Regions from separate parts of the Mus musculus genome. Here regions 2, 3, 4, 5 and 6 are each linked to region 1. A link is a loop called in an ENCODE intact Hi-C map of the cell type or tissue named here. Cell type or tissue: left cerebral cortex. All regions are shown on one strand. Region 1 holds the start of Siah3 (siah E3 ubiquitin protein ligase family member 3). Region 2 overlaps Cog3 (component of oligomeric golgi complex 3). Region 3 holds the start of Erich6b (glutamate rich 6B). Region 4 overlaps Cog3 (component of oligomeric golgi complex 3). Region 5 holds the start of Zc3h13 (zinc finger CCCH type containing 13). Region 6 holds the start of Gm35966 (a long non-coding RNA gene).

The links. A loop is a pair of places that touch in the nucleus more often than their neighbours do. Peaks named below come from ENCODE experiments on the same cell type or tissue, not always from the same donor. Only the 100,000 strongest peaks of a DNase experiment are listed, where the experiment ranks them.
Region 2: a loop joins it to region 1, with 3 times the contacts of the local background. A loop is called at or near these places in 4 of 42 quality-filtered maps.
Region 3: a loop joins it to region 1, with 2.5 times the contacts of the local background. A loop is called at or near these places in 5 of 42 quality-filtered maps.
Region 4: it touches region 1 in a loop (4-fold over the local background); 4 of 42 quality-filtered maps call a loop at or near these places.
Region 5: it touches region 1 in a loop (3-fold over the local background); 2 of 42 quality-filtered maps call a loop at or near these places.
Region 6: a loop joins it to region 1, with 4 times the contacts of the local background. A loop is called at or near these places in 4 of 42 quality-filtered maps.

What each region holds. Positions count from the first base shown.
Region 1 is chr14:75,454,433-75,459,432 of GRCm38, forward strand. It overlaps Siah3 (siah E3 ubiquitin protein ligase family member 3), which reads left to right and starts at 1,550. Exons shown (of 2, transcript NM_001128093.1): 1 at 1,550-1,758. The coding sequence starts at 1,624. Gm41212 (a long non-coding RNA gene) reads right to left here and starts at 3,555. Exons shown (of 2, transcript XR_874827.2): 1 at 2,160-3,555. In left cerebral cortex, a CTCF peak has its summit at 2,585; DNase peaks (open chromatin) are centred at 573, 1,488, 2,558, 2,883 and 2 more places; H3K4me3 peaks cover 2,822 bases; H3K27ac peaks cover 2,966 bases.
Region 2 is chr14:75,711,111-75,716,110 of GRCm38, forward strand. It overlaps Cog3 (component of oligomeric golgi complex 3), which reads right to left. Exons shown (of 23, transcript NM_177381.3): 20 at 2,091-2,166. Among named protein-coding and RNA genes, the nearest start is that of Cog3, 41 kb to the right of the region's middle. In left cerebral cortex, a CTCF peak has its summit at 2,761 (motif pointing left); DNase peaks (open chromatin) are centred at 1,669 and 2,732.
Region 3 is chr14:75,638,636-75,643,635 of GRCm38, forward strand. It overlaps Erich6b (glutamate rich 6B), which reads left to right and starts at 3,587. Exons shown (of 13, transcript NM_001369022.1): 1 at 3,587-3,653. It overlaps Gm36219 (a long non-coding RNA gene), which reads right to left. Exons shown (of 6, transcript XR_383598.2): 2 at 4,709-4,851; 3 at 3,835-3,946; 4 at 3,209-3,699; 5 at 2,755-2,984; 6 at 206-336. In left cerebral cortex, CTCF peaks have their summits at 2,354 (motif pointing left) and 2,946 (motif pointing right); DNase peaks (open chromatin) are centred at 2,430 and 2,897.
Region 4 is chr14:75,719,336-75,724,335 of GRCm38, forward strand. Cog3 (component of oligomeric golgi complex 3) reads right to left here. Exons shown (of 23, transcript NM_177381.3): 16 at 2,767-2,856; 17 at 357-477. Among named protein-coding and RNA genes, the nearest start is that of Cog3, 33 kb to the right of the region's middle. In left cerebral cortex, a CTCF peak has its summit at 2,859 (motif pointing left); DNase peaks (open chromatin) are centred at 2,855 and 4,271.
Region 5 is chr14:75,282,174-75,287,173 of GRCm38, forward strand. It overlaps Cpb2 (carboxypeptidase B2 (plasma)), which reads left to right. Exons shown (of 11, transcript NM_019775.3): 11 at 1,058-1,382. The coding sequence ends at 1,242. It overlaps Zc3h13 (zinc finger CCCH type containing 13), which reads left to right and starts at 2,193. Exons shown (of 19, transcript NM_001359875.1): 1 at 2,193-2,492. It overlaps Gm35679 (a long non-coding RNA gene), which reads right to left and starts at 7. Exons shown (of 3, transcript XR_874823.2): 1 at 1-7. In left cerebral cortex, a CTCF peak has its summit at 2,075; DNase peaks (open chromatin) are centred at 1,215, 2,121 and 2,658; H3K4me3 peaks cover 2,357 bases; H3K27ac peaks cover 1,419 bases.
Region 6 is chr14:75,523,680-75,528,679 of GRCm38, forward strand. Siah3 (siah E3 ubiquitin protein ligase family member 3) reads left to right here. Exons shown (of 2, transcript NM_001128093.1): 2 at 1,767-2,462. The coding sequence ends at 2,438. Gm35966 (a long non-coding RNA gene) reads right to left here and starts at 2,093. Exons shown (of 3, transcript XR_001781402.1): 1 at 2,004-2,093. In left cerebral cortex, no CTCF peak of the experiment used is centred here; DNase peaks (open chromatin) are centred at 3,098, 3,984 and 4,559.

The sequences.
Region 1 (5,000 bases):
CTAAGTGCCCAACCGGGTCACAGACTTGGGTGTCTTGTCATCAGAGTTTATATCTCTTGCAGTGTGGGCCCTGTGACACCAACACATGTGACTTTTTGTCATCAAGACAGATGTTGTCATGTACAAAGTTCATACTGTCAACAGTGAGGTAGAGTGTTGTGTGTGTGTGTTTTGTTTTGTTTTGTTTTGTTTTAGTCTCACGATGCTTCAAGCAAGTTTACAATTTTGTGCTGCTTGACTGTGTTTGTAGATATCCTGGAGACGTGTGTGAGGGTCCAGGAAGGAGCCACAGCCTCATACCAATGGCTTCAGCTCAGTCTATCTGACCACTCAGTGTAGAAGCAGCCAAAGAACTAAAACTCACTATTCCCAGTTCTTGGGCTTTCGTGGCAGAGACTAAATAAACCATGGAACTTATTCCCTGCAAGCCCAAAGCCTTTAGGAGCTGTCCTTCAGGACCCTGTGGGTGGCCTCAGAGCCTGCCCCGGCACGGGGTTGGCAGTGCTCTGTGGCAGCTACTGACTAGACTGGTCTCTGCCTATCTGCGCTGCTGCTGTTGCTGCTGCTGCTGCTGCTGGCATTCAGACAAACAAGTGTTGTGCTGTGTGTATTCCTAATCTCTATTTTAATGTCTCCAACAATCTACTGGTTAATTAGCAATTTGCTGCCCACAAATATGCAAATGAGTGACAAGCCTAGGTTCTCTGCATCTGTAATTATTCTGCTGATGTACAATCCACTTTCTTCCCCCTGTAGGTTTTTCTATGTGTGTGTGTTCGTGCATCAGGGATTTCATTATTTTTAGAAGCGTGCTCTGTGCATCTTTATGCTTTAATAAAAGAGAGTTCAGTGATTACTGTATTTTGAAATATATATACTATATGCATGTCCCTCCTCAATTCCAAATTCATCTGTCGGATTCTTTTTTTCTTAAAGAACAGTGAGTTTAGATTTATCAAGAGGCTACAGTCCAAATTGCAGAGAGTCAGAGCATAAGACTGAAAGATACACATTTCTGCGGCTGCCAAATTCTTATCTTGAATCAGTATCTTGTAGTATTTGATTTTCTCCAGGCAGCTCCGTGAGTAGAGCCACAAGCTGACGACCCCATCTGCCTGTTGGAGCACAAAGCTTTCCTGTTTGGAGGTGGAAATGTTTTATATTTTTTTCCTTTTTTGGATGGGGGTTTTGTTCAGGGCACTAAGAAAGGCTCTCATGTTAAATTAAGTCAATTAATAAATGGAGACACATTAAGCAATCAATTTTGTCAGCCTATCTCCCCAGCATTATGTATGGTTGGCTGTAATCACAAGATAAATGCAGTGTGCTGATCTATGGTAATGTTCAATAATACATTCTCCGCCAGGCTCAATTCATCAGGGAGTTTCAGTAGGGGAGGTATTTGTTATTGGCTGTCTCTGAACCTCAAGGATAACATTTCTGTCCTTTTGATTGGCTGCCTCGCTGCTGCAAGATTCTAACCGTCTTATTTTGATGATGAATATGAAGGCGCGCTAAGCCGGGCTGGAACGGAGAGTCTCCGAGGCTGTGCTCCATTCAGAGCCCAAGGACTTACAGCTTCCTCCGCTGCCTTCCTGTGTCAACAACCCCCCAAAAGTTGTGATGCTTTTCTTTACACAGTGCTTTGGGGCTGTGTTGGATCTCATTCACCTCCGGTTTCAGCACTACAAGGCTAAACGGGTTTTCTCTGCTGCTGGGCAACTTGTCTGTGTGGTCAACCCCACGCACAACCTAAAGGTGAGTCGCTTCCTCTCGTGCTTTCTGCCATCTCCGCGGGGGCTCTAGCCTTTTCTCAGGAGACTTCTATCAGGGAGCTCATGCAGGCAGTTTGCTGGTGCTAGGATCCCGGGGTCTCAGGGGATGCTTGCCTCATGCTCGCTCTCTGGATAGCTTGGTGCTGTTACTGTGACTGTGTGGTGTTTTCTGGACTGGCAAGCAACCAGAAGAGCAGGCATATAGTGTCTTCCTCACACGGTCCTCCGAGGGGAGTCAGGGGAGTCGGGGGTGGAGGGGCAGAGGGGGCAGGGGGAGGGGCAAAAGGGAGGGTGAAGGGAAGAGAAGGGTAGAGGTGTCCTTACCTCCCTCCCAAGCATTTGTGGGCCAGTGCCGAGGAGAACAAAAAAAATCTGAAAAGTTACCCAAATTGCTGTCTGTCCCGCCGGTCAGTGCAATGCAAGGATTTGGCTGTGCAGAAGTAGCTTCAGGACTGGGGAGCTCTGATACAGGACCCGGGAGTTGGCAAGGGGCCGTTTCTGCAAGAGTTAGCCCTTGTCCTCAAACTGTGTCAAAGTGTGTGTGTGTGTGTGTGTGTGTGTGTGTGTGTGTGTGTGTGTGTGAGAGAGAGAGAGAGAGAGAGAGAGAGAGAGAGAGAGAGAGAGAGAGACTGTCTGTCTGTGTCTGTCTGTCTGTCTGTCTGAGTTGCTGGGAGGAGTTTAGCTCCTTTCCCTCCTGCCAAGGAGATGTGAGCCTCCTCTGAGAGCAGTCAGAGGAGGGCTTCGCTTCAATTGTGTAATAATGAAACCAGCTAGGAGCTGCAGCGGCTGCCTGGAGCCTGCAGGCGGCTGGCTGCTGAGCTGCCTGCCAGTGGCTGCCTCACCTGCTCGCTCGGTGCTGCTTTCACCGTGTTCATCCCTTCACGTCAATGTTCTAAGCCAAAATGCAGGGCCAGAAGGACCTCTCCATGTCAGGGTGCAGATGAGGAAATTAATGAAGAGACACTGCCTAGGGATGCCGGGGAGGTGGGGAGTGGGGAAAGGGCATGCTGGGACAGCGCAACTGAACTCCCTGGAGGTGGAATGGTCTGAAAATCAACTAAAACGCAGGACTCTAGATTAGATTGCCGCTTGCTTGCCTACCTTCACTGTACTGGGAGACTGAGGGACAGGGGGAGGGGCTGTGTCTGCAACTGAGTGTGGGACTGTCTCCTGGAGACCGAAGCTGTGATTCTGACCACTGTGGTCCAGCAGTGTTGAGCGATGCTTGTGGTGGGTGCGATGTCGATGTTGTACAATAAACTCTCATGATCAGATGCATGGTCCTTAATCCTCTTGCTGCAGACCTGTGTTTATAAGCGTTCCCCACCTCCATTCCTGGAAGTCTTTAAACTGACAGCTGTCTGGAGCCTCTGAGGTCATATTCCAGGGGCAACGTGATGGAGGGGGTGTGGACTCCACTGAGACCCCAACTGGCTTTCTGTGACAAATCTCGCCAAAGCATTCATGTGTGCTCTCACTGCCTTACGCTCGTTCATCTCTTTCCTCTTCTGGTTTTATTTTTTTAATGGCTTGATTTTATAAATGAGAATTCTCTTCCAGTCATCCTTGGCAGAGCAAGTACATCGTAACCATATTAAAAATACTCTTGAATTCCATTCCACGGCCACTTTGGAGACCTTACTCCAATCCCATTATTTTGTCAACTCGTATTAGTTACTTCCCTGCGGCAAGAAATATTGTTTACTCCTGTTTTACATTTTAATACCTTTTAAAATTATGCAATATAAGCAGCTCTAAAGTTTGAATTTACGTGATGCTCTGACTGTGCCCAAGGACGGAGAAGGGAGGGTGCTCAGGTCTTGCCGAGCAGCAAGGGGAAAGTATCTGTGTACGTTCTGTAGTGATGACTGCTTAATGCCCACAACAACCTTGGCTTAGGGTCGGGGTAAAAGGCTTTGAGATACCTTGGACAACTGTGTGAATGAATGCCGCAACCTTTCTAAGCCTTCCCTTCCTCATCTTGAAGACAAACCTAGAAATATCTATCCTGCCTTCTCCGCAGCTTTCTGAAGCTGCCAGGAGATACTACAGGGAGGGGGAAATGAATAAATGTGTTTGTAATAATCTCTCCTCTAAACACACATATACATACACACATACATACACATACACACACCATACACACACACACACACACACACACACACCTTGCATGTAATTTATGGCTTTTCAAAGAGTGTCACTTAAAGCTTTAAGACAACTTATGCTCCTGTAATCAGGAACAGAAATACATGTCATGCTTTTAAGGAGTGATTTTTTTTTCATGGCTTTGTGTGTGTGTGTGTGTGTGTGTGTGTGTGTGTGTGTGTGTGTGTGTACACATGCTCATTTGGCTTTTCATTTCCCATTAAACCCCCCTTAGGAACTTAGCTCATCAGAGCCTCACTGTGAGTAAACATGTTGTGCTGTGTGCCACAGTGTTTGGGTCCCTTACACAGGACTCGGAGGGCCCCTGCCTGCAGAGGGATGCACCCAGCAGCCAAACTGCTCTATGGGGTCTCCATCAGCTCTTGGCTTATCCAGCACCCAGGTAACAGTAGGTCAGCAGAGTCACTTTCAACCTGAAGCTAGCAGACAGCGTCAGGTTTTCAAAATAAAAGCGCCATTGGCCTGCTTGATTAAACTAAACAGTGCATACAGATTCAGAAGAGTTCTCTCCCTAAATGTTCACAACCATAAATAGACCACACCAAAAAAAAAAAAAAAAAAGTCTTTGCTATAATAAGCTGTGGTCTGTTGGGGGAGGGGATTCCTTTTTTGGAGAGAGAGAGAGAGAGAGAGAGAGAGAGAGAAGGTATGGCAATGTTAACCCAGAATAGCTATTGATCTGTGGTGCTTCCCCTCACTTTAGGACGGGTTGGGACATGAAGTAGTGACTGAGGCTATGGAGCACACAGCCTTGCTTTCTTGGGCTGCCTGGAGCTCCAGAGGCAGCTGTGAAGACTGTGTGGAGACAGTTCTGGTCTTTCCTGAGAATGCTAACAGCATCTAAGGACTGTGAGCAAATGCTGAGATATAATTCACCAGCTGATCAGGACACACCATGTGGCTTCCACAGGTCACCTTCATTAGCAGTCTCACTAACCCAGGAGTCCTTCGAGCTGATGCCTTCCCTTGTAAATGGAAAGCAGAGCCTTCCAAGGACTGCAGATACTGTGGTTTAGCCATCCTGCCCATAAATCCATTCTGAAAGGTCCTATAGAA
Region 2 (5,000 bases), 260 kb after region 1:
CACAATGTATACTGTACACAATGTATACTGTACACAATGTATACTCAAGGGGCCTTTGAATAAACCATCTCCTTCCAAAAAGAACTGATGTGGATTTGTACATCTCCCCAGGAGATAGCACCAGCTACTTCTTAGTTCAACTTTAATAAATTAAGGAACTTATGGCTGAAAATTTTGGAGACAGAATAGCTTCAATCAAAAATTTTATATGGTATTAAAATCTGACTTATAGAAAATTGTAAAATAAAACATACTTCTTACTTTCCTACCCACAAACTAGTCCATCTCTCAAAGATGGTTAACCACCTTATGACTTCTTCACCAAACCGTAGATAAACGTGCTGAATGGACTCTACACGTTACCTGAGAAAGAGGGTTTTATCCCTTTATTCAAAGAAAATATGGACCTAACAGAAAATGGCTTTCTTTCATCATAGAAAGGCTGATTCCAGGTTAGGTGCCTGTAGCTGACAAACTGCATGGGCAAGAGGCAGAGGCCCTCTTTGGGTCTCCCACTTTGAAGCAGCTTCTCCACAGCTAAGACCCTGCTCCTTCCCACTGTCTCAGTGTGCAAATGTGGGTCACAGAATAGCAATGTAACAAATGTTATCATGGTTAATGGTAACTGAAAATGCCAGGACCCAACAGGGATGACATTAGCTGAAATACCCAACAAAGGGGAGAGAGAACCTGTAGACACCATATCCAGAGGTTAGGCACGGCCCCTGGTGGAAAGATGAGGCCACCTACCCATCTCAAAAAATTTAACCCAGAATTGCTCCTGACTAAAGGAAATAAAGGGACAAAGAGTGAAGCAAAGACTAAAGTAAAGGCCATCCAGAGGCTGCCCCAGCTAGGGAATCCACCTCATCCATAGACAACAAACCCAAACACTACTGCTGATGTCAAGAAATGCTTGCTGACAGGAGCCTGGTATAGTTGTCTCCTGAGAGGCTCTGTCAGTGCCTGACAAATACTGATACTGATATTCGCAGCCAACCATCAGACCGAGCACAGGGACTCCGATGGAGGAATTAGAGAAAGGACTGAAGGAGCTAAAGAGGTTTGCAACCCTATAGGAAGAACAACAATATTAACCAAACAGACCCCCCCCCTCCAAGAACTCCTAGGGACTAAGCCATCAACAAAGGAGTACACATGGCTCCAGCTGCATATGTAGCAGAGGATGGCCTTGTCATGCATCAGTGGAAGGAGAGGCCCTTGGTCCTGTGTAGGCTCGATGTCCCAGAGTAGGGGAATGCTATGGCACTGAGTGGGTGGGGGAGCACACTCATAGAAGCAGGGGGTAGGGGCCTGGGACAGGGGTTTGCAGAGAGGAAACTGGGAAGGGGGATAACATTTGAAATGTAAATAAATAAAATAACCAATAAAAAAGTAAAATAAAATATTCCCTTAAAAAAAAAAAGATGCAATTAAAAAACTGTGCCAAAAACAGCCCAAAGGGGTTCTAAATGTCTAAAGCCTAACACTGAAGAAATCCCACGGGCCAAAAGAAACAAAAAGCCTTTAGCATAGAAAATGTGAATGTATGGAGGAGTGACTGGAACATCTCAAGTAGATGTGCAAGTTGAGTCGGGCAGTGGTGCTGCCTGCCAAACCCAACCGACTCCTTCATTCTGACAGTTTTTTTCAAACATGCTAAATTGTCAACAGAGGATGTAACTTGGCAAAAAAAAAAAAAAAAAAAAAAGGAAGAAAGGAGTGGGCCAACATTTCTTCGTGTGCTGGAAATAAGTGCACTCCTTCCGTCACTCTGTGCCTTGGAGCCATGTTCCCATGAAAGCCTGAAGCCAAGGAAAAGCAGGCACACAGAAGTCTGCAGGCGCAAAGCACTGACATGTAAGTCAGGCTTGATTTTTAACTGAGTAAGCTTCCAAAGATCCCCCTCTTCAGAATGCTTGTCTGAGGGAAGCAATGCTGGCTAAGAAAGACCTATCAGCCCCAAGCTGAATCCTGCTTTGACCCACATCTGTTAACCCAAAACAAGCAAGGAACCAAGTCCCAGATGTCACAGGAAGGGGTTCACAGACATAGCCTAATAGCATCCTTGAAGAATAAAACCCCAATACCTGGCTGTGCCCACGGCTGCTGTGAGAGGGTGTACTTGGGGCCTCCCTGGCTGGCCATGGTTTTCAATGCTGATACCTAGTAGAGGAGACAAAAGCAGAGGTTTCACGTCACCAACAGCAAATAAACACGGACTGCTCACAGACACACAACTGTATAAGCCTGTCACTAGGCACACTGGGAACCAGGCACAGTTCTAGCAAGGCTGCATCTACTCTGACAAGCTTTCACCACTAGACATTCTTTTTGACAAAACTTTTTTTTTTTTTTTGAGTTCAAGATATGTGTTATTCTGGGGAGAAAAACAAGTAAAAACAAAACAGTCACAACCACATTGGGCATTCTTCCTGAGACTTTTCAGGACAGGAATCTGAAGAAATTTCACCAAAAATATAAAAATTTTAAAAAAGGTTACTCCTCAAAAGACTGAGTTACTACTGAGTTCATGTCATTAGAAAAGTGTCCATCACAAACGCACAGAGGCTCCTATACACTCTAAAGACTTCCCTTCTTTATAACCACATCACAGGCATAGAAAACACCAAAAACACCACCAAGACAAACAGCGGCCAGGCTAGAGAGGACAGCACGAGACTCAAGTTTTTAATCTAAACAGCTAGGCTGACATATTAAGTCCAGCTTCTGGAGACAGGATGCCCTCTTCTGGACTCCACAGGAATGCACACAATAGGCATATGTTCACACAGACATGCAAACACAAGAGAGACAGACAGACAGACAGACAGACAGACAGACAGACATCCAGTTGGGTATGGTAGACTGCTGCAGAGTCAGCATCCGGGAAGCTAAGGAATAGGGCACAAGAGTTTAAGGCAAGCCTGGGCTACATGGTCAGACCCTATCTCAACAAACAAACAGGGTTTTCAAGTCCCATTACAAGGCAGGCTTGGCTGAACTGTGCTATGGACAGAGACTTGGAAGTCACTTTGTATGCTTCCTCCTTGCACAGCACAGGAAAGAAATACAAATATGTCAGCCTGGCTTTCAGGTAAAACCTTGATGGGCGTAAGCATGAACTACTTCTTAATGGACAGACATGGGGCAGACGTCCAAGCTGTTACAAAAACTGGAGCATCAACTCCAGCTTTCCCACTGGGGAATATTTCAGACAAGAGCCAGGTGACGCCTCATGAGGACGGTCACTGAGGCCTCTCACTCCTCTCTAGCTCCATCTGCTCTGCCTGTACTCCAGAGCCAGTCTAGACCTCTGCTCACGCTGACCACTGCACACCTCATCTCTCCCTCCTCACACTCAACTTCTTCCATGTCTTCATCTGCAGAAGCAACTTTTAAAATCAATTATATATGGCTGAATGTGGGGCACATGCTTTTAATCCTAGCACCCGGGGCAGAAGCAGGTAGATTTCTGTGAGTTCAAGGTCAGCCTGATCTATAGAGCAAGTTCCAGAACCACTGGGCTACACAAAGAAACTCTGTCTAAGAAATAAAATAAAATAAAATAAAATAAAATAAAATAAAATAAAATAAAATAAATAAGGAAGGGGGAGATACAAGCTAGGCAATGGAGGTGAAAGCTTTTAATCCCAGCAATTAGAAGGCAAAGGCAGGCAGATCTCTATGAGTTCAAGGCTAGCCCAGTCTACAGAGAAAAGTTCTAGGATACCCAAAGCTACACAAAGAGACCCTGTCTCAGAAAAAAAAGGGGGGTGCAATGTTTATTAATTTTTTTCTAGTAGCTATATTTATAGCCTTTTTGTAGCCCTAAGAATTTTATTTTAATAATAACCACTGCCTGCTGCTCCATGGATTGTTCTAGGATCTCACTAATTCCATTGTAACATAATGTGTGCTTTTTTAAAAAAAAGAAAGAAAAGAAAAACAGCAGCATCATGCTACGTAGCCAGGCTGACCTGGAACTAACTCTGTAGCCCAGGGTGGCGGCACTGATTTCAGTCTTCCTCAGTATTAGTCACTGTTCTAGTGCTGTGAAGAGACACCATGACCAAAGCAACTCTTATAAAAGAAAGCATTTAATCAGGGGCTGGCTTACAATTTCCTAGGGCTCGTCCATTATCATCATGGTAGGGAGCAGAGTAGCAGGCAAACATGATGCTAAGAGCTACATCCTGATCCACAGGCAACAGGCAAACAATCAGACACTGGCCCTGGTGTGGGCTTTTAAAACTTCAAAGTCCACCCCCAGTGAGACACTTTCTTCAACAAGGCCACACTACCCAACAAAAACACAATTCCTAACCCTTCTAATCTTTCACATATCATCACTACTGGTAACTAAACATTCAACTAGATGAGCTTCCAGGGCCATTCTCATTTAAGCCACAGTATTCCCCGAAAGGTGTGCCATCATGCTGTTTGTTAAAAAACACAATGACTTCTACATTCACCCTGTCTACTCTCTGCACAATTTACTTCTCTTTAAGTCACATCAAGGATCATTTCTTCAAAGTTCTCCTAGATCTGCAGAGGCAGGGTCTCCTAACAAAGAAGGCAGAGGCAGGAAGGAATGAGCTCTCCTCAGCTAGGCCTCTCTTTCAGAGCCTGGAGACCAGCGCAGACCCATGCCCTCCCTGCCTCCCTACTCGACGCACTCAAACTTAGACTCCCTCCTTGGTTACAATTCCTTGAATGTAAGAATTAAATTTACAAGGTCAAATTCTACTACATGTGCTACATCAAAAAAATTTAATTTATAGCTACTAAGAAAACTAACAATACTTCAGAGGGAATGATAAACAGAAACTTGCAAAATTTTATCCACCTAAGTTTTTAGCACAGGCAGGCTCCACTCAGCCATAATGTAAATATGCCTCCTTCAAAATGCCCTGATTTACACTTGGCTAAAGCAAAAGCTTTAGTTCAGTTCTGTCTTCTTTTACTACAGCTATCCTGAGGAGCTGTGTAATCACAAA
Region 3 (5,000 bases), 180 kb after region 1:
CTTCACATGTTGAGATGTAGTCTGCATGGTGGAAGCAGGAGAGCAACACATTGACTTGATTCTTCATCTGTTCCTCTAGTCCTGGGTCAGGAAAACACCCCTGGCCTCTGCCACCCTACAGGACAATTCCTTATGGCCAGTGGGGGTCTAGAACCCCCAAGATATACAAAGAAGCCTTCCCAGGTCAAAGAGGTTCTTATAATCTTTTGAAGAATCTCCAAGTGTAAGAGAAGCAGACATTCAAAATATATAATGGAAGAGATGGCAGCTCAAGATGTCTCTTCACCCATATCAGCCTTTAGAAGTCCTGAGGTTCTGTCATCAACGCCAACTGTCCTAGGAAGGAGAATGGAGAAATTCAGAGGATGAGAATCAAGAAGTAATGGGGGCTGGAGTGTAGCTAAGGCAATAAGTGCTTGCTTTGCAAGAATGAGGACTAGAGCAAGATCCCCAGAGTCCACATAAAAGGCGCCAGGCAGGGTAGCACATGCTTGGTAATCCTAGTGCTTGGGAGGCAGAGATGGATCCCTGAAGCCTGCTGACCGACCAGTCTTGGCGAGTCTAGGGCCAGTGAGGGTCCTTGTCTCAAAATATGAAAAATACCAAAGGGTGTCCTCTGGACTCCACATGAATATGACACGCTAAATACATACATAGGTAATAAATAAAATAGGCACAGTACAAGACACAAAGGCCGGTGGAAATGAGGATACTACCAACGGCTAAAGCCATGTCCTGTACCCTCTTCCTTAAAGGAAGAAGCTGGGGCCTTCTGAATAAGAAGAAAAATCACACCTAGCATTTGCTAAGTGCTCCTTCAAAACCATTGTCTCTGAAAGATGTTAAAACAGATTCCACTGAGTCCATTTGCAGTCACCTGGAGCAAGAAGTGGTAAAAGGAAGTCACTAGCAAGGCTTTACGAAAAAGTCTTGTCAGTCTAGGCTCATCTGGCTGTGTGTTAAGTGTCAGGCAGGTACAGGAAAGCAATAGATGCTGTCCCTAGACCCTCCATTAGGCTGTAGGTTCTCCTGTTGCCAAAAGCAACCTTCGAATGAGAGACCTGGTAGCTGACGGCTGGAGAAGACAGAAAGTCTGCTTTGGGAATCAAAGAGGCAGACAGGGGACAGACAACAGAAAGAGAAGTGAGGTCAGTTCCCAGGCTGCCCCACTTGGGGGTCAACACAGTGTCCCAGCTTAGATGCCTGGGAAACTGAGGCCAAGCCTTCTGGAAGTCATAGTACACGGGTGGGATTGTAGTGGGAGGACGGGAAGGGAGGCCTTGAGTTTTATCTTTCTAAAAAGAAGGAGGAGGAAAGCCATGACCTGATATATTTTAAGTAATTACTCTCTTTGTGAGCTATGGAGGGAGGGAATTAGAAGACCAACTAAGAGCCTTGTAAAATCTCCCAGAGAAGAGGAAGCAGAAGGAATGATCAGCCTCTGGATATGTGTTTGGGTAGAGGACCTAGGAGTCAGAAGCGCATTCACCTGGGACACAGGAGAGCATCTCTAGGTGCTTGGTCGGAGCAATGGCGCAGCTCTTTATCAAATGACAGAGACTAGAGGAAGGGTAGCTTGGGGGAGGGGCCACCCACAGTCCAGGCTACATGGATGGATGTTTCTTCTGGGCACCCAGGTAGAAAGGCCAAATCAAGCAGACGGCCACAAGAAAGTAAACTATGTCTTTATTGGGTGCTTATGGCAAGATTTATGAAAACATTTGTCTTATCACCATTTTCCTATCAGCCTCTAATAGAGAGCATAGTCTTCCATGATAGCTGAGCAAGGCATCTCTAGAAGCAGCCTTGTGGGGTAGGAAATGTCTGAAAAGATGCTTTGTTCAGGGACCTAATGGCATGTATGCCTTACTGAACCCAGAGAGGCAGGCAGTAATTACTCTCACAAGGACCTCCGCCTGCCTCTCTGCCTCTCTCCATCCACTACGATCCTAGGCTTGCCTTTGCCAAGAGTGAGCATTGTGGTTGCATTTCTTCCCTGGGGCAAGATGGTCCAGAGGTAGGGCTGATAATTACTACCAAAGGAAAGAGACAGATAAATTCCCACCCAGATCCATGACCGATTCAGTGGTATTTGGAGGCTAGTCACTAAATAACTTAAAACCTGTAATGTTTCTGTCTCACTCCATCTATGTTCCCAACACCTCCTAATATGATATAGGCATGTAGTAGGTGTTTAAGAAAATCCCCACAGGGGCTGGAGAGATGATGGCTCAGCAATTAAAGCACTGGATGCTCTCACAGAGGTCCTGAGTTCAGTTCCTAGCAACCGCATGGTGGCTCACAAGCATCTAATCTGGGATCTGATGCCCTCTTCTGGCATGCAGATAGAGCACTCATATACATAAATAAATCTTTTTTTTTTAATCTCCCCAAAGGAATGACCCCATCTACATAAAACCAGTGGGCGCCATCTTGTGGAAGACTGTACAGTAACAATGGCCTAGATTCCAGACACCAGGCTGACAGGAAGGGAACCCTGACATGGACTCTGAAGCTAAGGGCACTGCTTGAAATGACAGACTTGGAAACTTTCCTTGAAGCTGTGTGTACACAATACAGCACACTTTTTTACTTAGATTCATGTAAGGGCATTGGAGATGATGGTGCGGGCAGGGAGGGGCAGCTATACCCATTCTCACAGGCCAGCCCTTGGCACTGCCCTTGAGTCTGCTTGATACCCAAAGCATACCCAAAGCAGCCAGATCAGTTCTCCACTCTCCTGCCCAGCAATACCTTTATGAGCCTCGCCTGGGTCTCCTCATTGCCTCGGAGAGGGGCAGAAACGGCCACCGACTGTTCTCTGTTTACTGGTTTCCCGGTGGGTCTGTGCCCCTTACTTTCCCAGCAGTTTCTTTTGTGTTGTTGTTGTTCTCAGCTCTTCCCAGGAGTCTAGCCCAGGCCACCAGGAGGCACTATTAGCCAGGAACACACAGTCCTAGTGACTGCTTAGGCGTCACAGAAACCTGCAGTTTATACAGCTTGTCAGACTCACTCAGAAAAGAAAGAATTGGAATTACAAACTTAGATGCAAACACAATTGCTTATTAAGAATGGGAAATCACAACAAAGCATCACATTTCAAATGCCCAGCTCTCTTTCTGATGAAACTTCTGTACAAGTACCAGAAATGCCCACCCCTGTATTCAAATCGGCTGGTCTGACCTCCTCTCCGTCCATCCCAACCCACCCTGCAACACCAGCGAGTCCATCTAGAGTCACGATCAGTACATTTCACCGGGGTTCTGTCCCCTGACTCCAGATCAGGCCCATGCATGTTCCCAAAGGCAACTCTCTGTCTCATGGATAGCACTCAACGGAGCCGATGAGCTGATGGTGACACCCAGGGGCTTAGAGATGTTGGTCCTGGGTTCCAGCGCAGGTGAGTCCACACGGGATGCCCTGGGAGGCACTCCTACCATCTTTTCACCTTAGAAGCCAGACTCCCTTCCCTCCCTCTCCCTCTCCCCTCTCCTCCTTTGGCTGGGAACTGGAAGCTAAGGGTCCAAGGTATAGAATGCCCGAAACAACAGAGAAGTGGTAGAGATGCGTGTTCCGTTCCCATGGTAACAGAGAGCGACTTAAACTCGAGATTGGAAGGGTGCAGTTGACTCGCGGCCAGGATCCAAGATTGGGTAAGAGCTCTGAAGGCCAGGCCTGGGCTCCTCCAGCCTTTGGGCCCTGGAAAGGAAGAAGCAATGGAGAGAGAGAGTCCAGGGTGGCAGAGTCCAAGGATAGCAACGGGATATGCCAAGTACCCAGACCCCTTTGTTGCTTGTTATTTTGTCTGTTTTGTTTTTTCTACTCCTGCACTACCTTGATCTTTCTGTTTCCTGCCTTGACACCATCCTCCCCCTGTGAAGAGTGGTGTTCTACTGGTCCAGTACAAATAAAGGGGTGGGTTCGTCTCCTCCAGAGAATCCAGGCACTGAAAAGAATCCTCAAATTAAAACTTGTCTTGCCCAGGCCTACCCCTGGGACTCAAAGCAGGTCACTCAGGTTTTTTCTACCACCACCACCACCACCACCCACCCACCCACTCACCCACCCCTGCCTCTCACTTTTGGGAGGTTTGAGAGAAACAGCACCCCCCTACCTAGCCTGGGGGGGGGGGGTCAAGAGGGAGCAGAGCCAAAGCCAAAGGTTGGCTTTTCACAAGTGTTCTGTACCGATGACTGCAAGCTCAAAGTCACCCCCTTTCAACGGCCAAATTCCAATATATTTGAAATCCTATTTGTTAAAAGAAAGCAAATAAGTAAATAAGCCCTAGACAATATTCTCAGCAGGGCACTGGGTGTCTGTTTGTAAAGGCTACAGCAATTGGTGCATGAGGGTTTAGTGAAGCTTTGGGAATCTAGAGTTTGTCCCTGGCATGTTTGAAGGTGGATTCAGACCAGCAAAACAGAAGCAGCCATCAGTAGTCCCCCTCAAGAGGAAAAGCAGCTGCCTTCCAGCAAGGGCCCTGCCAGAGAGCTAAATAACAGGACTTATAAACAGTTCCAGACAGCAGTGTTCCAGATTCGCAGAACACTGTAGGACTCCCCATGACGGAAGTGAGATCTGCCCCCTTGTTTCCTGCAGGTTTTCTAAACACCTGCTTCCAGAATCCCAGGGAAGCCCAGGGGTCCCAGGGTTCACTCAACGATGTCTTCATCCACTCCTGGCTTCACTGTCTGAGCCCATCACTCACCCCATTGGAAGGTTAGGTGGATGAAACATCCAAACCATTTGCAGTCAGTCTCCTGTATGCCTCTCTTCTGCAGCTCATTAATTCAGTGTACAAACTTCTGTTGAGAGCTCACAGTAAGCCAGGCATTGAGGTGGAATTGCATCCTGTGAGTGAGGCAGATGTGCCGACAGATGTGAGACTTGCAGAGGTACAGTGTGAGAGCTGGGGGGGGGGGGGGGTAAAGACACACTTTCTCTACACAAACCTAGAAACAAGAACAGCCTGGGGGAGCAGGCCCCAGATTCAGGACTGA
Region 4 (5,000 bases), 260 kb after region 1:
CAGGTACCAGATAAACCTCAATTTGATGACACAGATACTGCTATGTGTCTTATAGGTATTTATTTATAGTTATTTTCATCTCATAACTGCTTCTAATGGTAGTATCTGGAAGGGCCCAAGAGAGTTAAACTGTATCACACATGGAAATGTTCAGATATAGCTCCTTTAATAAAGAAAATAAAACAAATTAGAAGTAATTAGGATACTGACAGCTTAGTTTAGTATGAATAAGTAAATTTAGCAAGCAAAGCATGCAAAAGAAATTGCAGATGAACATAAAATAAACCTGTAGCCTGTGCTGACACACCTGGACAGGTCAAATACACCCAACTGTGCCAGCCAGGACAACAAAGTACCTCTAGTTTTCTTGAGGTCCAGGGAAATTTCCTTAATGGTGAATTCAGTGTGAAATGGAGCAATTTGTTCTCGAAGAATCAAAAGGTGTTTAATTAAGAAAAGTTGTCCATCAATCTGAGTCTAAATTATAAGACAAAAAAAAAATGGATATTGTCACAGATTAAATCAAAATAGGAACATATAAAAGACATTATCACTCAACATTAAATCTATGCAAACTTACAGCCTCAAAGTGATAGTTCTCTGCAGTACCATGAGCTCTCTCCAGGTTACCCATGTCAAAGTTCTCTGGAAAATTCTTGGTAGGACTTTGAACATTATGACTTGGTCTACTTAAGGAACCCAAGAGAGCAAACCACACAAGTGCTAGGAAGAGAAGTCGAGACTTTCAACTTGGGACAGAGATTAAAAAACAATGCTGCCACCTAAGAGCCACACTGAGCAGCACAGCAAAGCTCCGAGAACGAGTCTGAATGGGCTTGCTCACAGCCTTCTAGCCTCTCTTAGGAGGACATCCTTCCCTATTTGGCCTACATGGTTTTGATATCCACAACATCAGACACAGTACAAAAGGAGCTTCCAAATATAAACTGGCCTGGCACCCCCGTCCTGGATTACCAGACACCAACAGCGTGCTGGCTGTCCCTGTACAAGCCCTTCTGCTAACTCAGGACTATCTGAAAGAGCCTGAGACTTAAGTGGCGCTCTCAAAGCTCTGACCTGACCAAGTCCCAGCATAATAATTATAGTCCTTGTGGTAAAAGTTTGTGTATTAATAAAGTAAGGCTGTTCCTTGAGGCAGAATTTTATTTTGAAACATTTCTAATGAAGTCTGCATATTAAATTTGGCAAAGATAAAGTTACCCTTCATAAGCAGTAGAAGAGGACTCAGTGACTGCTCTCAGTCCCTCTCCCCACTGACTCCTAAGGAGCACAATCACCATGGCAACAGCACATGTATGGAGGCTCACCTGGCTTGTGAGCACAGCAGCAGACAAATAGGAAATGCTGTGCATTCTAAACACTTTTTCGAGTTGTAACTGAGTCACATAGACTTTGTTTTCTTTATTACAGTTGTTGTAACTTAGGAAAATAGTATTATGTTAATTTACTACACACTAGGTGTTCAATTTATGCAATGATAATGTACCTTAAAAAAAACTTGTAAGTTGGAAGGCAAAAATTACAGATTCTCAGGCACAAAACCAAATGTGCTAGCAACTCTGACCAAGCAAACTGAAGGTTTGCAGACAGACATTAGAACATGTAGGAAACAGTTACATAAAGGGCGGTAGATAGTAAGGACAGAAGGCTTGGGGGCTTAGAGGGATAGAGTACAAAAGGCTATCGAGTATGACCAAATCTTTCTAAAGAGCTGAGAAACATCTCACTGAACAAACCTGTAAATAATAAAGACATGTGTAGGGATGAGGGCAGAGAGCTCGGTGGCATCTCTGCTACATAAGGCCGCAGTCTATATCTTATTTCTGCTACCCTTTATTTGTCATAATACAGGGAAGTGATGTTTATTGTTTTACATCTTTAAATTTAGCAGCTGTGCAATACTCCACCATACAAAACATGTTCCAGTTTAGCTAACCATCTCCAACAGGGACTTTAGGCATGATCAATCATAAAACTGTGAGAGATGAATCTTGCAAACATTATTTAAAACTTAGCTCTGCCTATCTGGAACTTGTTTGTCCCATGCTCCTTTAATCCCTATGTAGAGATTATCTCTCAAAGCCATGCACAAGAGGAGAACCTGACATAAAGGCAGAGCTTCTCTAGGGACAACTTTTATCAGGAGACTCTCCTCAATTATCTAAAGTTTTGAAGATAGAAATGGAATTTGTCAATCTGGAACGCACAGGATTGAAGGTGCACTGTGGCTACCAGTGGCCTCAGAGCTCCATCTCTGTGGCACAGGCATTCTGGGAGAGCAGAGGAGGGCTCCACCTCCTGGCAAGGCCGAGGGAGAAGCACAGACCAGCTTCCAGTCCCAGGTCCTGTGCTGATTCCAAACCATAAGCCATGTGGTCAGGGCAGCTAGCTTAAGTCACACAGCATACGGACTCTAACTGCCTGCCCTGGAAGTCAAGTCTTTAAAATACTGTGGGCATGATGGCCTGCTGTTTCCTTGAACACACTCGCTGGGTACTCTCTTTATCCTACAGCATTAGACCCTCAGCTCCACTCCTGGTACATTAGCAAAGTAGACTTCTTAGAGCAGTCCTCTGTGAGCACTACAATGAAACACCAGTTTCCCTCAAAGGGTCTCGAAATTCTCTCCTACTAATCAAACAAATCTTACTGCTAAGCGGTTTTAAATTTCTGTGACTCTAAATAAATGACATGTTGCACAATACTATTATAGGTAATAAACTTTCACCTAACGCTTCATCAAACCTTGTTTTTGCTGATAGACTCTGATGCTCCTAGCAAGGACTGTATGCAGGCAGACAAGGCTTCCTGTGATAATCCTTGGAACACCGCCCTCTGGTGGAAGAAGAGAGAAACATCAGCCTATAGTTATTGACAGAGCAGAAAAAGGGAACCGCAAAGCCATGAAAGCAGGGAACAATGTTCACTTCCACACTTGAACCATTTGTCAAATATCTCACAATCTTTCAGGACTACCACACGGCTCTGTAACGTGCACTCGTGTCTGGAAATGCTCGGAGGGCCTTTAGCACCTACTCACGGCCAGCACTGTGCGGTCACTGGGAGATACAGGGATCAATTAAGCAGGCAGGGTTAACCTTACAGAATATCCACTCCAGAACAATCTCATTTAGTGTGCTAGAACTTGCTATACAGTGCATGTCGGCCCCAGACTCCAGACCCTCCTTCCTCGGCCTCCCTAGTACTGGACTCACATTTTATTGTGCACTACCACCTCGTAGGCTGCTTCTAAACTCGAAATTAACTATAAAACAAACTCTCAGTTTATCTTCTAAAGATGTATCCCTGGTAATTAGAGAAGACGCTTTAAGATGTAACATGGCTTTTCAGTACAATCTTCTTTTAAACAGAGGAAAATGGAAACAACATAATCAACAGAACAAAGTTGACCAAATAAATAAATAAATATTGTGAAATAAAAAACAGTAAATTATAGAATACTTTAAAAAATAGGAGCTTTCTGAGGCATTTGGTTAAATTCATATAAGGGAGAGCTGGAGCGATGGTTTAAGTGGTTAAGAGCACTGGTTATTCTTCCAAAGGACCCAGGTTTGATTCCCAGCACCCACATCGTGGCTCACAGCCATCTGTGACTCCAGGTTCATCTGTGATGCCTTCCTCTGCCCTCCTCTGGTAGCACACACATGATGCCCAGATATACATGCAGGCAAAACATGTATACACATAAAATCTATTTTTTTAAATTTTAAGTACAGTTCAGAGAAGCCAGGCTTGGAAGCACCTGCCTATAATCAAAATCCAGGACAGTTTCAGTGACAATATCAAGAAAGGGGCCAGCCTGGACTATAAGAGACACTGTCTGGGGAGCAGAGAAGAGACAAACAAACAAACAAAAAAAAAAAAAAAAGATTTTTTTTTTTACCTCAGAGCTAGGCACAGTAGCTTATGTCTATAATCTTAGCACTTCGAAGGCTGGGGTGGGATTGCTGAGAGTTCAAGGCCAACCTGGGCTACATAGTTCTAGGGCAATATTGGCTACAGAGTGAGACTCAGCCTTAACAGCCAATAACAGAAGATCTGGTTATCAGTAGGTGATAAAGGACAGGTAAGCTTAAGGCATAAGGCAAACCAGATGGAGTAACCTAGGACCCACCTTTGACCTTATGCACTGAGGTCTGGGAGGGCTGCGGAGGGAACATAACTCATGCTCATTTCCCTTAGGATCTTAGCCCCACAATAGGAGTTTCTGAGAACCCTGGTCTCGTGCCTTGTTCCCTATTGGGAACCTGAAGAAGCAAAGATGTCAAACGTCCTCCTAGCCCGCACTGGAAGAGATCCACACGCCACAGTGTAAGTCAGAGGAGTCTGGGTGACTGACGCCACGAGACAAGTGCGAGGCCTCATTTGTTCCGCAGAGTCTGCAGCATGGAACTCGCATGTGTGCCTGTGTGTGCGGAGCTCCTGTGTATGCGCCTATTCCTTTGGAGCTATAGTCTTAAAAAGTAGTGGAGTCTGGACAACGTGTTACATGACTTCTCTTCACATACAGTAAGATTATAATCAATTAAAAAATAAAGAGTTGGAACCACCAAATTTATAAAACTATTTTGCTTTAAACATAAGCCAGTGGCAGCAAATATGTAGCCAAATCTGCCATTGAAGGGAATAACAACTGCATCATTAAGTCAGCATGCTTACAATAACCAATGCGTCGTCTAAAAAGGTGCTTTAAAAAATTCTGCTAACTTCAGAAGTAACTAAACTTTGTTCATGGCTAGGAACATGGGCAATCTCACATTATTGTTAAGGATGCTGGATGAAAGTTAAGTGCAAAACCTAATTACAGGGATTAGGCATAGTGGGGCCCACCTGCAACGCCCGCACAGGGAGGCCGAAGCACAGGGATCTGCAGGTTCAAGGTCAACTACAGCCACCTACTTAGCAAGACCCAGCCTCAACAACAAAAAACAGACCACTGTGGCTACATTTAATACTAT
Region 5 (5,000 bases), 170 kb before region 1:
GAGGCCAGCCTGGTCTACAAAGTGAGTTCCAGGACAGCCAGGGCTACACAGAGAAACCCTGTCTCGAATGCCCCCCACCCGCAGCAAAAAAAAAGCAATCAAGAAAATTGATAGAAAAAATATAAAAATGAATATAAAAATGTATGCAATCCATTGATAAAGAAATCTAAATCAAAGACAATTGCTTCTTCTTTTCTTTCTTTCTTTCTTCTTCTTCTTCTTCTTCTTCTTCTTCTTCTTCTTCTTCTTCTTCTTCTTCTTCTTCTTCCTCCTCCTCCTCCTCCTCCTCCTCCTCTCCCTCCTCCTCCTCGTCATCGTCGTCGTCTTCTTCTTCTTCTTCTTCTTCTTCTTCTTCTTCTTCTTCTTCTTCTTCCTCCTCCTCCTCCTCCTCCTCCTCCTCCTCCTCCTCCTCCTCCTCCTCCTCCTCCTCCTTCTTCTTCTTCCCAGAAAACTGACAGGATGCAAGATTCTTGCCCATGGTGCAGAAGCTGCCAGTTGGGTATGCTGACACTCTCCTGGGAGGAGAGAGGTTCCATTCTTTTGATTAGTACTTGGTGACAAGTGTGGTAACTGTAAAAGGTACACCACTTTAGTCAAGGAACTTTAACTCTAGAAAAGCTACTGAAGTAGGAAACATTGATTTATGGACAATGGTGCTCATTCTAAAGAAACTAAGTTATTTATCAACAAAATTATTTGAATCAACTATAGTTTACAATGCAATCCCTTAAAATGACTCAAAATAATGTCTATTCAAACACAATAATGATACATTTGGTAATGTTACAATAATTACTTCCAGAAATGTTACAAATTAAGACAGAAAGTACATGCACTGTAAAATGTACTAAAATGTTATTGGCAGTTATCACTCCTTAATCAGATTATTGTTGAGTTCTGGGCAACATGTGTTTTCTTTCTTAACATGGTTTCTTTTAGATGACTACAACTTTCAGATAAGAAATTTAGGTAACATCCAGAAGGAAGCTATTTTCGTTTCTACAATGAAATAAAGTGTTTGTTGCTATGAAATAAATATATTTTGTGTCTCTTTTAGATCTAGCTCCTGGAGGTTCTGACGATTGGATCTATGATTTGGGCATCAAATATTCGTTTACAATTGAGCTCCGAGATACAGGCAGATACGGATTCTTGCTGCCTGAGAGATACATCAAACCCACTTGTGCAGAAGCTTTGGCCGCCATCTCTAAAATAGTTTGGCATGTCATCAGGAACACTTAATGCCCTAACCTCCGCTCTCATTATTTTTATTTTATTGATTTCAGCAACACTTAACTGTTGCATTAGCTTCTAAGTTGAATCAGTTTCCTTGGTTTTGTTGAAGAATAAAAAGCACACTACTTTGAGCTTAAGAGTGAAAATGGCCCCCTGTGTATTTTAACATTTTTATTTTTATTATTTTTATTCTAAGAGGTTAGCTACTGGTCCCACCCCACCGTCCCTTGATTTATGATGAACAGCTATCTTAAGCAGTTTTAAGATGTACTGTGTGTGTGGTGGGGCGTGAGGGTGTGAGTTTAAGCACCAGGTTTATGCTGGACCCCCATCAGAGGCCAGAAGAAAATGGGGAACCGCTGTTACTGAAGGTTACAGAAGGTGGTCAGCAGTCACGTGGGGGATGGGAGTCAAACCTGGTCTCTGAAAGAGCTGCAACCGCTTTTAACGGCTGGAGCCATCTCTCCAGCTCCTCCTAAGCAACTTTTACCCTAAATCTACGGAGATCATTGGATCCAAGCAGGAAAAGCAAAGGCACTCTGTAGCACCTCAAGGGTTTGCACCCTAAAATTTTAATCAGTCTCTGCTCTTGTTCTTGAAAACGCAATCCGTGCATTTCTGCTCCAGCTTCAGGCCCAGGCGGGGGACGGGCGGTTGTCAAAATCTGCAGCTTCGAAACGCACCAGGCTGGTGGTTACTGCCGAAACAAAGTAGCACTTTATGCGATGGAAAACGGTGAAAACCAGAATCTCAGTCAACTGAGAATCTCCGTCCTCCCACGCTGACTCCGTGTCCCCAGACCTTAGTAAACAGGCGTCAGGAACACACTCCGCACTGCCCTCGCGTCGGACGCGAGGGGGCGTGGTCTGAGAGGGGCGGGGCTTACTCGATGACGACTAATCTGGGGGCCGGAAGCTGCCTTGCCTGCGGAGGAGTCGGGCAAACTCGCGACTTCCGTCGGCTTTTAGATGCTGCCAGTGTAGCGGCCAGGCAGAGTTGTGGTCTTAGCGTTGCTCTGCAGTGGCTTCTGTGCGTCTCTCGTCTCGTGTCCGGAGCTCTCCAGAGCTGGGAGAAGATCCGGGCGGCTCCGCTGCTCCCTGTTCCCGGCGTCCGCCCCGCTTGAGGAGGGCCGGCCCCTGGGAGCCGCGCGTGCACGTCCTCTTGGTCGTCCTCCCGGGGCCGGGCGCGGGGACAGCCGGAGCTGAGGCGTCAGGGACGTCCTGAAGACTGCGCTTACAAGGGTGCTTGGAGAGGAGGTAAGCGTTCGGGGAGCGGATGGGAAGAGGCGTTGGACCCGGCTCGTGTGGGCGTCCTGCGCTGTGGCCTCCATCCTCGCTCGCCTTGTTCTGTGCTGCTTGTGTTTCTGAACGCTGTTTGAGCATCCCACCCTTGACTCTGCAGAGGCTCTTGGTGTTAGATCTGGCTGTTGCTCCAGTTGTGATTCTGCAGTCTGTGTCAGGAAGCAGGCGGACTCGGATACCGTGGTGTGGTGGTCGCATTTGTGTGTGGTGAAAGGATGCAGCAGTTGTGTTTCTTGGATTTAGAGTTGCCTTCTTCACGTATTCCAGATCTATTGAAGAAAGGAGAGTCCTTTTGATTGTTCCTGGTCTTGCTTATTTCCCGGCTGCAGTAAATACTATTGGGAGTGTAGGAGTACTGTTTTATCTTTATACTCCCAGGCAACGGGAAGCTGGAACGAAAGGAGAAGATATATCTGGCAGTATCACTTGCTAAGCAGGTTGACATTTATGTGGCTGGAAAAGTATTCAGAGTTGAAGAAAATACTTGGATGATATTGGTAGGATCTTGCTTGTGAGAGGCAGTATCTTAAGTTAATTCGTTTTATTAGGAGTCTTCAGATAATTTGAACTCTTTCAGTTATGGGCGTGCACAGTCTCTCCTGGTTTGTGAATTTCAAAAAAAAATAATTTGAAAAGGTTGGACCTTTAAGTTTGGCATTTAAGGGTTTAAAAGTCTGTGATATGTTTATTTAGTTAGTCCAGATCACTATGCGGCTCTGCCTATATGCTTAGTTTTGCTATGTAGTACTTAACATTACTAGCTTTAGAATCCAAACAACAATATTTCGCAACACAGACGTATAAATTTTTAAATAACCTCCAACTTCTTAGTTAGATTATATCAGATGACAGTTTCATCTGGAGACTTAGCAAGCTGATGTAGGAATGTCACAATTTCTGTGCAAACGGTTGTGCCCTGAAACTTGAGTTTCAGTGTGAGCATCTGGTAGGATGTAGTTGATACCAACACATAGGGGGTGACTCAGATACCTAAATGTGCAGAAACTCAAATCCCTTCTGGAAAACGATGTTTTATATGCCTTCAATCATCTCTATACTTCTAATACATAGTGCAATGTAAATCCTATAAAAGTACTTTATGCTAATTTTAAATAATGTAAATAAGGTTTGTACACAGTGTAGTTTTGGTTTTTGGGTTTTTTGTTGTTGTTTTGTGTTGCTTTGTTTTTGTTTTTGTTTTCCTGGATATGTTCAATCCAGGGATACAGCTTCTTTATTTGCTTTCTGTTTACTGGTGACTTGGAGTGAACACTAACCTTTATTCTGAGTATATTCTCTGTTCTCAGCAGGCCGTATCACCCTGAACACCTGATCTCAGAAGCTTATCTGGATTGGGCCTGATTAATGTCTAGACTGGAGACACTTACCTCAGTTTAATGTCTGTAATATAAATTTAGAATACTAAAGCACAGTATGACTTTTATATCAATACATTATATTAAGTCATTAGTGTTAATTTATATTGTATTAAGCATAAATTTTGAATTTAAATCTTGGTCTTTTTTAAAGATACATATATGTATTATATGTATATATTACTTATACATATACACACACACACACATATATTTAGCTTAACAGGATTTGAATCCAAAATATACCTGGTTTTAAACATTTAGGATAAGGGAATTCACAATTAGCATATTTTTTATTAACAAAATTTAAGAGGCCTTGAAAGTAATTACTTATTCAAGAAGAGCCACCTCTGCCATGCTCCTTTCTCAGCCAGGTTGATGGTATGGAACTCAGAGTATATTGTTCCCTGAAGAAGGGGAGCAGTTCTCATATTTGAGATGTATTTTCTCTTAATAGGCTCAGTATTATTGTCCCTGAATTTGAATTTTCTTCCTTTTTTTTTTTAATTGAAAGGAGATGATGAAAGTTCCAAATATTTATTACACTCCAGAGGAGACTAGATAAAGGAAAACAACTGCATAGTCATTTGGTTTTGATAACTCTTGTATTTGAGAAAGATGGAAGAAATAGGTGGTGATAGCCTTAACCAAAGAATAATTTGAATACCAAATGGAGGAACATCTTCAGGCAAGAGTCAGTTTAATAATAAGTGGTTGGTTTACAGTCTCTGATTGGAAAGACATTGGCATCTACAATTCTGGTTCTTTATGTCTGATAGTTCTCTTCCACTTTGAAATACTCATATCTGTCTCATTAATGGTTTTTGACTTTTAATCAAATTTAAATTCTACTCTTTTGTAGTATTCATCTTTCTTTGTGAACCCAGCATTTAGGATGGGAATTTTTGAGCTTTCAAAACATCAGTGATTACATGGTTTTGAGTTAAATGGCTTAATATATGAAACAGAATTTTTTTGGTGTATTGCAGATTATATATTTATTTTCTGACAAATGAGATTTTAAACTATACTATCTTCTGTGCAAACAGAAAGCATTTATTCGTGCAAAGTTGTAACTGTGTGATTA
Region 6 (5,000 bases), 69 kb after region 1:
TGTGTGTGTGTGTGTGTGTGTGTGTGTGTGTGTGTGTATGTGTATGTGTGTGTGTTTGTATGTTTGTGTATGCGTGTGTGTTTGTATGTGTGTGTGCATGTGTGTGTGTTTGTATGTTTGTGTATGTGTGTGTGTTTGTATATGTGTGTATTGTGGGCATGCGTGTATGTTTGTATGCTTGTGTATGTGTGTGCGTGTGTGTGTACTGCATCACAGTACAAGTGGGAAGGTCAGAGGACAACTTCAGAAAATTTGCTCCCTCCTTCTACCATGTGGGTCCTATGGCTGGAACTCAGGTTATCAGGCTTGACAGCGAGTGCTTTTCCCACTGAGTCGTCTCCCCTCACTCCTCTCATTTATATTACTATCCTAACATATTTAATTAAAACATAATTACAAGAGACAGGCGGATTTCTGAGTTCGAGGCCAGCCTGGTCTACAAAGTGAGTTCCAGGACAGCCAGGGCTACACAGAGAAACCCTGTCTCGAAAAAAACCAAACAAACCAAAACCAAAACCATAACTACATCATTCCCCCTTCCCCTTCCTCCTTCCAAAGGCTTCCTACTTCTCCTCTCTCTCTCTCTCTCTCTCTCTCTCTCTCTCTCTCTCTCTCTCTCTCATTCATGGCTTCTTTTCCTATGTTAGTGTTACATCTATCCATCTATCTCTCTCTATCATCTATCTATCTATCTATCTATCTATCTATCTATCTATCTATTATATATGTATACATATATAACTACCTGCTGAATCTGTTTGGTGTTGTGTTACATACACAATTTCAGAACTGATCACTTGTTATTATATCACTAATCAGTGGGTTCATCCCTGGGGAAGACCATTTCTCCCCTACTCCAGCATTCCTTACTTGCCTGTATTTCTTTGTCTAGGGGTAGGACCCTGTGAAATTTCCCATTCCATATTAGCATGCTTATTGGGGTTGTTCTTCGGGTCTTGTTTAAGCAGCCACATTTTTGCAATATCATGTCATTTCTAGGAGACACAATTTCCCAGCAGATGTCCTGATCCTCTGGCTCTTACAATCTTTCACCTCTCTTCCACAAAGTGCAAGAGTTGTGTTGTAGATGTTTCCGGTTGTGGCTGGGCACCTCATGATCAGTTGTTGCTCTTTGTATTTTGACCAGTTGTGGTTTTGTGTATTGGTCTTTATCTGTTGCAGACAAGCTTCTCTGATGAAAAGTGAGAGTTGCATTTATCAGGCAAAACCTGTTTGAGCGCTGACCTGGGGGTGTGGAGATAGCAGTGGGGGTTAAACCCAAGATAGAAAGACAGGGAGAAAGAAAGAAAGAAAGAAAGAAGGAAAGAAAGAAAGAAAGAAAGAAAGAAAGAAAGAAAGAAAGAAAAGGAAAAGAAAGGAAAGGAAAGAAAAGAAAAGAAAAGAAAAGAAGGAGGGGGAGGGGAGAAAAAAGAAAGAGAGAAAGAAAGAAAGAAAGAAAGGAAGGAAGGAAGGAAGAAACAAAGAAAGAAAGAGAAAAGAAAAGGAGGGGGAGAGGAGAAAAAAGAAAGAGAGAAAGAAAGAAAGAAAGAAAAAGAAAGAAGAGAGGGAGGGAAGGAGGGAGGAAAGAAGGAAGGAAGGAATAAGAGAGAGAGAGAGAGAAAGAGAGAAAGAGAAAAAGAAGAAAACAAACAAGCAATCCATGCCTGCACTGTACAATCTGCCTTTAATAATTCTAATATCAGGAGTCACACTCCGTTCCAGACACAAGCCTCGCGCCCCACTAACACTTTTCTCTTTCCTTCCAGTATGTGTCTAGTAGACGGGGGATCACTCAGAACTCCGCAGAGCAAGGTAGCTTCCACCCACATCATCTTCCCCACCACCATCGCCACCACTGTCACCACAACCACCTGTATCAGCATGCCCGTCCTCACCACCTCCACCACCAGGAGCCGGGGCTGCACAACTCTCAGGTGACACCCTGTATATGCCCGCTCTTCTCCTGCCAGTGGGAAGGCCACCTGGAGGTGGTGGTTCCTCACCTGCGGCAAATCCACAGGATTGACATCCTGCAAGGGGCGGAGATAGTCTTCCTGGCCACGGACATGCACCTCCCCGCGCCAGCCGACTGGATCATCATGCACTCCTGCCTGGGCCATCACTTCCTGCTGGTGCTCAGGAAACAGGAACGACATGAAGGGCACCCTCAGTTCTTTGCTACCATGATGCTGATTGGGACTCCCACTCAGGCCGACTGCTTCACTTATCGCCTGGAGCTCAACAGAAACCACAGGCGTCTCAAATGGGAGGCCACCCCGAGATCTGTCCTGGAGTGTGTGGACTCAGTCATCACCGATGGGGACTGCCTGGTTCTCAACACTTCACTGGCTCAGCTCTTCTCTGACAACGGCAGCCTCGCCATTGGAATCGCCATCACGGAGACGGACGTCGGAGCCAGGGATGCTGCAGAGATGTGAGACCAGGAGCCGCTGGATATCCTGTGCACCTTGGACCTCTAAACAGCAGGACCTTTTTATTACCCGTCTTCTTTCTTTTCTTTTTTTGTCTCAGGTAATTTGAGGTATTAGTATTCATCTGCCATGGGCATTATATTATGTAAACAACTGTGATTCAAGATCTTGGTGTGAAATCTGTCCTGTGTTGTTGGTAACGTTTTGTAGAGCATTCAGAAGAGTCTGCCAGAGTAGTTATTTTCCACCACTGTTAGTCCCTTTCTTCACTGCCGCCAAAGGGCAAGCACCACTGTTACCAAGAAGCCGAGCACTGGAGTTAAAGGAGGCTAGACTACCAAAAACATCTTCCATCTTCGGTCTGTTTCGAATAGAGCCTAACTTGTCATGGGTGAGGCAGCAAGTCTGGAGAGAAAAACCCAGACAGCTGCCATGAGTCCCTTTCCAGGAGCCTTGGGCTCAAGGATAAGCTGCAGGAGCATGAGACATTGCCTCCTCCACAGAGCGTGGAGTCACCTGGAGGCACCCTTTGTGTCAGAAGCACTCACTTGATTCTGGACAGGAGATGGTGGTCAGGTTAAAAAGCCTCTCGCTTCTTATTTCCAGGTTCTCCGGGCCTCCTCACTGAGCTATGCCTTTCCCTTTAGCTTTGCAATTAAAGCTGGGATGTTCTCAGCGCTTTTTCTGAAAAGAGCTTTGCCTCTGCTGAGGCAGGATAAGTAAGATGCACCAGAGATGCAGCCAGAAAGAAGGCATCAAACTAACTTCTAGCCTCTGGGAGGGTGCTCCTGCCTCAGTGAGACCTTTTAGATGTATCAATTATAAATCTAGCAGCCACTCCCCCCACCACCACCACCACCACACACACCCACACACACACTTCACTAGAGTAACACTTTTTTGTAGCAGACAGAGAGCCAGCTACTCTGTTTGTTGATAGTTTATAAATAAGATCCATCATCAAACATAAGCACCGCAGGGAAAAGCAAGCCGGACCTCCCCGCTGGAGAGCTAGCCCTGATGCTTAGACTCTGGGCCTCCCAACTCCTTTCTTTACTCTCTAACACACGCTGTATCCCTGCTCAGTACATAAACATGGTTGCTTTGGAATAGGTCAGCATTTGCAGAAGGAAGCACCGGAAACGCACCTTGCCCTCCACTCCCCATCACCCACGAACCCCCAACCTCACCCACTACCCCACCTCCACCCTCATCCCCAACCCCTCCCACACCACCCCTCCAGAGGCTGCTTTCTCTTGGTTTGTTGTTAGAACCACGAATCAGCTTCAGGTGGAGGTGGGGGAGGGCTTCCTGCAGTGGAAGAAAGTGGGGATCTCCACGCTGCCTTCTTTCTGTTCTGACTTGGACACCTTAAAGCCTTCCCAGTGGGGCCACATGTCTGCAACTTCCTTTCTGTCACTGGCCAGGTGCTAGGGGAAAACATGGCAAGCAAATCCAGCTTGTCTCTTCCTGGGACTGTGTGGGCCTTTCTCCAGCTCATTCCCTTACCTCGGGCACACCAGCTGGGCCGGCCTGGCCAGCCTCCAAGTGAACGCTTAGTTTCAGGCAGATTGTCCTGGCTGGCCGTCAGCAATCTTTTCTCTACCAGAATTAATTCATCTAAAAACACACTACCCTTCCCCCACACTGGGTGATCTTCCAGCCACTTTTGCTGTGCACCCATACCCGAAGCATCAATTTACAGAAAGATGAAAACACAGTCCTTTCCAGTCACCCGGTCTTTGCTGGGATTCTGAGCCCAGGCTTCCTCTATCAAGGGCTGGTGAAGCACAACTAACTTTGCCCACAGAGGAGCACAAAGATGACGCTGTGAGTTGCCAAGGAAAGGTTTGTGTGCCATGGGAGCTATTACATATGCAGCTCCAGGCCATTAGCAACCAACCGTGGATGGCCCAGACCCAAGGCTGGTGGGTCAGCCCTGGGAGAGACCAGTTCGTGTGGCTCCTTGCCTGCAGCCCAGGGCCTCCATAGCTGTCTAAAGGCGTCAGAAGCCACAGGTCTTCTCCTGGCTTCTGATGGTCATGTGGAGTATCCCAGGTACCCCATCTAAACAAACACACAACACCTCAAGAAGACACTCAGTGCTTATAGATCTCAGAATTCCTGCAGTGTTGCCTTCGCCTTCCTACTGAGCCAAACTAGGAACAACGGCAGGCTGTTGCTAGTGTACACTATACTATGGGTAAGCCATCCCAGGCACAGATTTGAAAGGTGGTTCCTAGAAATCTCCAAAATAAAGGCTAGGGAATGTGTCCTTCTCCTCCAACTACGGTGCTCCCAAGATGACTTTTCTCTCCAAACTAATAAGTGAAGAACAGAAGACAAAGGAGCAAGCTAAGACCAAACAAAAGAGTGTGCGTTTGAGTGCTATTGCTCTCTTCTTTAGTCTTGAGTGAATCCTATATTGCTCTCTTCTTTAGTCTTGAGTGAATCCTCGTCAGTTTCCTCAACACACAGGTTCAGAGACGCATCATGACCTTCTCAAGGTCAAGCATCAGACCACGACTAAAACTCAGCTCCACCAACTTAGACTTAGTGTTCTTAATA